2 separate regions of the Homo sapiens genome follow, and region 1 is linked to region 2. Evidence: chromatin contacts called from ENCODE Hi-C data. All regions are on one chromosome and are shown on one strand. The core of a region is the stretch at or near the end of the contact, and the rest is flanking DNA. Distances in the headings are between cores, read along the strand shown.

Evidence for each region. A loop is a pair of places that touch in the nucleus more often than their neighbours do. Pooled maps may share reads with other maps.
Region 1: a pooled map shows a loop between it and region 2 (10-fold over the local background). The contact joins two enhancer-like sites. A Hi-C loop is called at or near these places in 3 of 50 pooled maps.

What each region holds. Positions count from the first base shown.
Region 1 is chr10:63,172,644-63,177,244 of GRCh38, reverse strand. JMJD1C (jumonji domain containing 1C) reads left to right here. Exons shown (of 26, transcript NM_032776.3): 24 at 772-948. Among named protein-coding and RNA genes, the nearest start is that of NRBF2, 42 kb to the right of the region's middle. Within about 2 kb of position 2,889, at least 2 of the 41 ENCODE cell types and tissues checked have a DNase peak (open chromatin) inside an H3K27ac peak, as active enhancers do.
Region 2 is chr10:62,382,526-62,387,069 of GRCh38, reverse strand. The region is part of intron 2 of ZNF365 (zinc finger protein 365); the gene reads right to left. Among named protein-coding and RNA genes, the nearest start is that of ZNF365, 10 kb to the right of the region's middle. RefSeq lists an enhancer at 2,255-3,454. Within about 2 kb of position 2,134, at least 5 of the 41 ENCODE cell types and tissues checked have a DNase peak (open chromatin) inside an H3K27ac peak, as active enhancers do.

The DNA of each region.
Region 1 (4,601 bases), core at 1,640-4,139, 790 kb before region 2:
CATACCTTGACTGTAGTTGGCATATACTCTGAAAGAAATTTATATATCAACCTGAAATAATTGGTTGAAACCCTTTGCTCAGGTACTTTTTAAACTTCGTAATTATGGAAATTTGTTTTAAGAAATGTTCAGTGCTGATACATCATCTTTCTGAAAGGATGTAAGTTCTGTCTGTGATCAATGTGAAGTAAAAGAGTTACAGCCTTTTTTGTACCATTTTATCCCTGAATACTTACCTGTATTTTAATCTGAAGTATGATCATTTGTGCCTTCTAAAGCAGATTATTTAACTGATTAAAGAGTCCCTTGAAATTGATTTTTCAAGTGTTAGAAGGTTAGCCATGTAAAGGTATTTATACTTACCTCAAAAAAGGATCAATAAATGTTTATGAAATCCATACATATGAATGGTTTGGCTTTTGGTAAAAAAAAAAAAAAAAAAAAAATACCCTGTTCCTCATCCATGTGCTATACTTTTGAAACAGTTATAAGGAAGGAAACCAGATAGATGGAAACTTCATAGTGGAAGGAGGTGGTGAGAAGGAAGTAGTAAACTGTTAAGAGCATTTCAGCATTGCTGTATTGTTTTAATATTCTTTGGCTTTCCAAATTATTGCAGAATGTTATTTTTTAACTGAAGAAGCTCATTCAGTTGTTCCATTGATTCTGAGAAGAAAAGATTTGTTATTACAAATAAAATTGAAATTTAACTGAACAGGATTTACCATTTCCTTACTTAAATTGGAGTGTCTATTTTAATTCATATTTCAGATTTCAAAAGAACAAGGCCTTGAAGTTCTACCAGAACATGATCCAATACGTGACCAAAGTTGGTATGTGAACAAAAAGCTCCGTCAAAGGCTGCTTGAAGAATATGGAGTCAGAACCTGTACTCTTATTCAGTTCCTTGGTGATGCTATTGTTTTGCCAGCGGGAGCACTTCATCAGGTATATACAAACTTATTTCTAACATATTTTTTACTGACTGAAAGAACTAGTTTTGAAAAAAAAATTGCTCTTAGTATAGATATAAATGGAAGAAGATGCAAATAAGAGAATTACCTGCACCAGTCTGCCTTTATTAGAATGACATCTCAGTGCTTGCAGAAATCTCACATAATTTCCTTAAGATTTTAAATTGTTTTAACATGAGCCAGATTTCTATTTGTATACTGTCTCCGATTTAATAGATCGAAATCTGATTTTTAAGCCCTCCTGGTGACATGTATACCTCTGAATAGTGAGGCTTAAAAGCATGGGGGGACACAGTATACAGACTTTTTATCAGGCTTTAAGCATACCTCCTACCTTTCTTCAGCATGCTAGCATATCAGGGGCCTGTCTAAAGAAAGATGGTATGTAATTTATATAACTGTTGATCCACAAAACATAAAAACTAAAATAAATACCTAGTTTAAAATACCTAATTTTTCCAGCACCGGGAAAAATGGCATAGAATAGATGCAGTGGTTATGGAGGGTGGGATTAAAAGTACACAGTGGATTCCTATAGGTGGAATGGGGCTACTACAGCCCAGGTTAACCCTTAAAATTAACAAGGTGTACCAGGGAAACCAGAAAAAACTCAAAAGCTGCTTTGCCTCAACAGTTGGTTCTCCACCTTTTCCACTGCTAAGTAATTGAGATGTAGCTGATGTATATTAGTTTACCAAGGAAACTTTCTCACATTTTATATAAGTATAGTCATTGACTGTTTTAGCATTTATGGCACTCTTCCATACAAATACTACTTAGGTGATAATAATTGCTTAGCTTTTAGGATGTGTCAGATTCAGGGTCAGATTTATCATTATTAGATCTCAAATGGCATTTATGATACAGTAGTAAAATACAAATGTCATAATAATAAATACCTTTTTCTCTATGATAATTTCCTGGAAAAAATGTATTTACATTAAGTGGTTATATTTTCCCATGGACTTATGATTATTTCAGAGATGTCATATTATTTATGTTTCATGTTTAATCTGGGATTCACCCTATACACCATTTCTTTGACTTCTAGACTCTTAGCAGAAAATAGCTAATCTGTATTCAAATGTAAATGCTCTCAAAAGAAGAGCCTATTTAAGAGACTAGTATTATAAATCTTTTTGTACATAGGAATAATCCTTTGATAATACAAAGTAGATTCCCTTGAAGATCTTTATTCACATATTGAATTTATCCAATGTCAGTTTTTATAAAGTTAACCTAGGTAGTGTAGTCATTTTTGTAAATTGAGATATAATTTGCATATAGTGAAATTTACCTTATTTAATGTATAATTCTGTGAGTTTCAACAAATGCATAGTTAGGTAACAACATAATCAAAATGTAGAACAATTCCATCACTCCGAAAAAATTCCCTCTTGCAGTTTTTTTTTTTGTTTTTTGTTTTTTGTTTTTTTGAGACAGAGTCTTGCTCTTGTTGCCCAGGCTAGAGCTCAGTGGCGCGATCTTGGCTCACTGCAACCTCTGCCTTCCGGGTTCAAGCGATTCTCCTGCCTCAGCCTCCCGAGTAGCTGCGGATTACAGGCATGCACCACCACGCCTGTCTAATTTTGTATTTTTAGTAGAGATGGGGTTTTTCCACGTTGGTCAGGCTGGTCTCGAACTCCTGACTTCAGGTAATCTGTCTGCCTTGGCCTCCCAAAGTGCTGGGATTACAGGCATGAGCCACCATGCTCGGCATCCTCTTGCACTTTTATAGTCAGCCTCTTCCCACCCAAAGTTCCTGCAACTAATCTGCTTTTTTGTCCCTATAGTTCCTCTTTTATGAGTATGCTGTAAATTTGGACTCACACAGTATGTACCCTTTAAGTCTGGCTTTTCTTAATGTATTTGAGATTCATTCCTATTGTTGTATTTATCAGTTGATTCTTTTTTTATTGCTGGGTAGTTGTATGAATATTTTTTTCATTTTTTAAATCCGTACATTCACCAGCTGAAGTACATTTTGGTTTTTTCCACTTTGGGGCAATAATAGATAAAGCTATCATAAACATTCATATACATGGTTTTATGTGAACAAAGATTTTTATTTCTGTTAAGTAAATACTGAATGGTGGGATTGCCTGGTGATACTATAATGTATGATTAAATTTAAGAAACTGCCAGACTATTCTCTAAATTGGTTGTTCCATTTTCATTTCCCAGTGCAGGGTTATGTGAGTTTCATTTCCTCTGCTTCCTCACTAGTGCTTGTTACTGTCAGTTTTGTTTTTAGACCATTCTAGTAAGTGTACAGTGGTGTCTCATGGTGGTTTTACTTTGTACTTTCTTAATGACTAAACATTGGGCATCTTTTTATATCTTCATTTGCCATCTGTATATCTACTTTGGTTAAATATGTGTTCAAATATTCTGTCTATTTAGCTGCTTTTTTTCTTACTGAGTTTTGAGTGTTTTTTGCCAATTTCTGATAATGTCTTTTATCTGATAATGTGTTTTACAAATACATTTTCCTTTCCTGTAGCTTCTCTTTTCAAAGAGCATTTTTTTTTCATTTTTCCATTTTTTAAAAGACAGTATCTTGCTCTGTTGCCCAGGTTAGAGTGCAGTGGCACAGTCATAGCTCACTGTAATCTCAAACTCCTGGGTTCAAGTGATCCCCCCACCACACCCTCCTGAGTAGCTAGTACTGTAGATGGACACCACCATGCCCAGCTGATTTTTTAATTTTTTGTGGAGATGGGGTCTTGCTGTGTTGCTCAGGCTGGTCTCGAACTCCTAAGCTCAGGCAATCTTCCTGCCTTGGCCTCCCAAAGTGTTGGGATTGTAGGCATGAGCCAACCCACCTGGCTGGTTTTTTCCATTTTGATGAGGTCCAGTTGATCAGTTTCTCTTTTATGGATGGTATTTTCATAGTATCTACAAAATTGTTGCCTAGCCCAAGATCACTCAGATTTTCTCCTCATTTTCTTCTAGAACCATTATAGTTTGAGGTCCTACATTTGGGTATGCAATGTAGTTCATCTTTGTATGTAGTGCATAGTATGGAGCGAGGTTCAATTTTTTGCATATGGGCATTTGGCTGTTCCAGTACTATTTGTTGAAAATACTACTTTTTAATGTTTTTCTTTTGAAAATGTAATACATAAACAGAAAAATTCAAAAGTATAAAAAGTTCACGGTGAAAATTCAGTATCTCACATTTTTCCCCCAGTTCCTTTTTTCCAGATGCAATCATTGTTACCCCAAAGAGATTCCATGCTTACACTTGTGTCCCTGCTGCTACTTTTTTGGGAACAGTGGTCTTTTAGTAGGCTCAAAGTGACCTTGTTAAAAAGTTAGGTTGGTTTACATATCCACACTTCCCCCTCTGTCTCACTGCCTTCATCTCGTATGGCTCTCCTAGTTCCTCTCTAGCCATCCTGCCCTCTTTGCTTCTTTCACACACACCAAGTATGTTTCCCCCCTCCCCCAGGGTTTTTGTGCTTCTTAATCTTTTTTGCTTGGAATCGTTTTTCTGTCAGGTATCTGTAAGACTTGCTTCTTTACACTTTTTTAGGCTTCATTCAAATTTCACCTTCTTGGTGAGGTCTAGTTTAAAGCTGTAAATTGTGTCCCCCAACTTTCTGTCGTCTTTCCTGCTTTATT
Region 2 (4,544 bases), core at 885-3,384:
TTACTGTCCGTTGGGTAGTATTTCCTTTACATGTCTCCAAAATCTCTCTCAGTCTTCAAGGAATGGCCTCTCACTGTTTTTGCCATGTTCAACTTACACAAGATTCTAAAGACTCTACTTTCTGTCCTTTCAGGCTCTTTCAATTTTGATTCGTGAATGCTAATTTTTGTTAATCCAACCTCATTCAGTTGTTCTAGACAGTTAATTAAATTCATTGGCTTCTCTACATCTTCTCAACCTCCACTTGATCTTTATTTTCCACTGAGCTCTGTAATTCTCTTGGGAGTAGAACTTCAGGGAAGTCTAGCTCAGGAAGTCAGAGTTTTACATAAGATCTTTGCAAAATAGCTGGTAGTGACCTCCAGCTCTTTTCTTCTGTACTAATAGTCAGTGTGCCACTTTTACAATTAGTCATGATTTTTCTCTCACAAATACATTACGCCACACATGGCCATACTGAAACTTTTCTGACACTTCCTATAGAATCACACATCCTTACAAAACTTTGGGAATTACATATGTATAAAAACAGACAACAGGCTGGCTCTAATAATGATTCACTCAAAGAAATGCTAGTGATACCAGCCCCTGTTTTTTCTAGTTTCCCAACCAGGATCAAACATAAACCCTAATTCCATAATAATTCCATCATCTTTCAGTAGCTAAGAAATATCCACACACAAGAAATAAGAGTCCTTCTGGAAAAGAATTTTTTTCATCGTCAAGTTTCAAGTTTATTTCCAGATGTTTCCATATTAGCCCTCAATAGAAGATGTGTACTTTTCAAGGTCTTCATTATTCAGGCCATGAACACAAGCCAATTTTTAAGCTCTACCGTCATTCACTTTGATCTGCTTCCTACATGAGCCACAAACTTTAACTAGCAGCAAACGAGTGGCGGGCCCATGTGAATGCATCCCCAGCCCTTTCATGGTTCTTGCTTATGGTTTAGGTCCTTTGGGATGGAGTATTCTGGAAATACACCACAGGAAAATGGTTACTACTTCTTATTTCCAACATTAAGGCTTCAATTCATTTGGAGTCTGAGAATCCAAATTTCTACAAGCCTGTTGTAGAGATTTCCTGGGAGATATTTAGGATAACTGAATGATGCAACTGTCTCCAAACTGTACTTACAGGGCAAACAACCAAAAGTTAAAAAAAAAAGTACCATTTTTAAAAATTCATTTCGGTCAATATTTCCTACATCTTATTATGGAAATGGTTCACATATATTAAGGAAAATATAAAAATTGACCTTTTGGAGGATTCAACTGGGCAGGGACAGAATCAGCTTTTGTTCTCTGTTCTAAGTCCAGCACTCAACACATTTGTGTTTGACACACAATATTGAATAAGTATTTGTTGTAATTAATGTTTATAAAGGACAAGGAAGAAACTAAAAATGACCCAAAATCCCACCACTCAGAAGCAACTACTGTCAATATCCAGTATATTTTTTTCCTGTCATTTATCTCTGTGCACATTTACCATTCCAGGGCTTTCATGCTATACAGTCTAGCATATGCGAAGACAGCAACATTTGATGGCTTAATCTCAGGGGATTAGCATCACAAAAGCAAGAGAACAAATTTGAATGCAACACCTTTTATGATTGTGGCTGTATTTTTCAATCACATATTTTGCCACTGTTTCTACATGAAACTTTTAAAAATTAATATTAATGCTGATATTAATTTTTAATATTAATTTTAATACGCTCCTGGAATGTTATGCCATGTCACAGAAAAGAAGGATCTTTTTTCTAACTTCTCTCAACCAATTATCTTGTGCCCTGAAGCTGAGAAGTTAATACCTTCTGTATTTTTCAACCAACCTGGCACAAACTGCTAACCTAATTTCAGTTTGTAGATGTATTACATCAACTAGGGTGGAAAAAAACAGTTAAAACAAGCTTGATGGTATCCTATGATTTTGTTTTAAAAGACAGGTTAAACACAAGAGAAAGACTGGAGAAGTTCATCATACTGAGATTGTGTAGGGTATCTTTGTTAGATGAAAAAGGGATCAAAACCAAGTGACTAATTGTGGAATATCATGTGTGTACATCTCAGATCCACCGTTCATTCACATCCTGTTCAGTCTGGATGAATATCCAGAACCACCTCTTATTTCCCCAAAGAATCTTGGGGTTTTTCTGAATGGAAAAGAAAAGGGGTTAAACACATTGCATTTGTAACCTCTTTCATAATTACACTCCAAACAATAAAATATCCATTCAAAGTGCAAGACAGACCAATAGATTTCAACGTAAGAAAGTACAAAATGTTCACTGATATGGTTTCAGATCCCACATTGCAATGACTCTTTAAGAAACTACCAACTGTCACATTTGGCACAGCATCAAAGCAAAATATCCATGATTATCTGAGAAGGCTATTAAAATACCCCTCCATTTCCTACTATGTATCTGTGGGAGACTAGATTTTCTTCATCTGTTTCAACCAAAACAACAAATTTGCAACAGACTGAATGTGGAACTACCAAAGTCCAGCTGCCTTCTATGAAGCCACACATAAACTTTTAAAACAATACCGCTCTTTTCACTAAATTATTTTTGGGAAAACAGTTATTTTTCATAAAAATATGTTATTTACGTTAGCATATAATGGATACATGTAGTGAGAGAGTCAAACAATGAAAGAAGGAAATACCGAAATAAACACGTAATTACAAAGCTAGTTAAAAGTGACTAAGAAGAAGAATAATATGATGCTATCGGACAGAACAGTAGAAGACTTGTGTGGTTTTATTTCTGGTTCTCAACCCTGTGACTCAGAATACAGTGTGAAAGCTGGAAGGCCAGATGAGAAGATAAGGGCCAACCTGAGTGAAACTCAATCAGGGTGTGGGTGCAGACCAGTGTTGGGGAAATTTAACTGGTTCTAAGCCACTTCCGGCCCCATCTTCGACTTCTTCTTTATTTAAAAAAAAAAAAAAAGGCCAAATATTATTAAATCAGAGGTTTTAGGCTTCAGTAGAAAACATGCTTATTTAAAGCAATATTTGACACTAAAAAAAAAAATACCAGTACAATATAAGAAACTGACCTTGAAGCTCATTATTATGCAGAATGATTTCCAGATCTGGAAATCTGTCAGATGGATAGGTATCCAGAAACCAACACAGTAGAAGAGGAGCAATGAGGGAAAAAGCCCTTTCCAGAGAGCCAAACCTTCAGTTATATCCATTCACACATGCGTTCATTAATTTACAGGATGACCATATGGTCTGAAAAATAGATAATATTATTTCATTTTTTACAGATGGAATCCTCTCAGTTACTTCTTCTGAGATGGGTTAAAGACAGGTTAATTCAGAAAAATCAAAGACATGCTATCATGTGACCAATACACCCTAGAAGCATGTGCAGAGAGTAATGGAAATATGCGTTCACGCACTGTGGTGCTCACTGCAATTTTGCACAGGCATTGAACTATGCATTTTAATGAGTGACAACACGTTGATCCTATCATGTATTATAATCTACTATCAACAAACCATTTCTTATGTCTATTTTAACTTCCTTCATTTTTGCACTGAGCCACACTTACTTTTGGATATGCTGTTCCCTCTGCCAGGGTCATTCCTCCTCCTCTTCCCAAGCCCCCACAATTAATTATCAATTAACTATTCCTCTAACCTCAGACTCTCTTGCCAGGGAGTATTCTCAGACACATGCCCAGGTGTACATGACATGGCCTACTGTGTTTTCCACAGAAGTTTGTACCTTATCACCATGCACATCACAATGAACCAGTGTGCCATTTCCCCATTTGACCATAAAATCAGTGAGTTCAGGGACCTTGTGTGCTCCTTCACTGTCTGCAAGTACCCCCTGTACCTAACCTGAGCCCAGCACACAATACAGGATTAATGCATTTCTGCTGAATGCATGAAATGTGCAACTATATCTCTACTCGAAAATCATTAACCAACACAGAGATCCTTAAGTTTCTTTTTTCCTTTTTCCAGACAAGTACTGGGGCATAAAACCAATGAGTAACCTACGGGTACCTCCTACAGGAGTAGGGGGTGGGATCTAAAACTGATGCCTCTCTTCTATTCTTAAACACTTTAACATCAGCTTCTCCTCCCAAAGGCGAAGCTCTACCAACTTATTTAAATTTCACTTTACATGACTGATTTATGAACCTCTTCAGAGGAATATGAAACGGTAAAAATACCTCCAGCTAAAAATAGTCTAGCTATTGATCACAGAGCACCTCAGACAGACCATAACGTCAACCACAAGGCAAATCCCAAAGCAGGAGTCGACCACCTCCGAGCACAGGGAGCTTGGCTGCAAACCCATAGCATGGAGTCGGCTCCTGCGCTCTCTTTCCGGCACCACAGGCCTGAATCTGCAACAACTGCACGTCTTAAGGCATGGCCCATCTCTACTCTTGTTGGCCCTTAACGCTAATGAGAAAATCAAACTATTCTCATTGGTTGTAAGTTGACTAATACTATATTCTGAGTCCCAAGGGCCTAGAGTGGGGATGTGATAGGAGGCAGGGGAG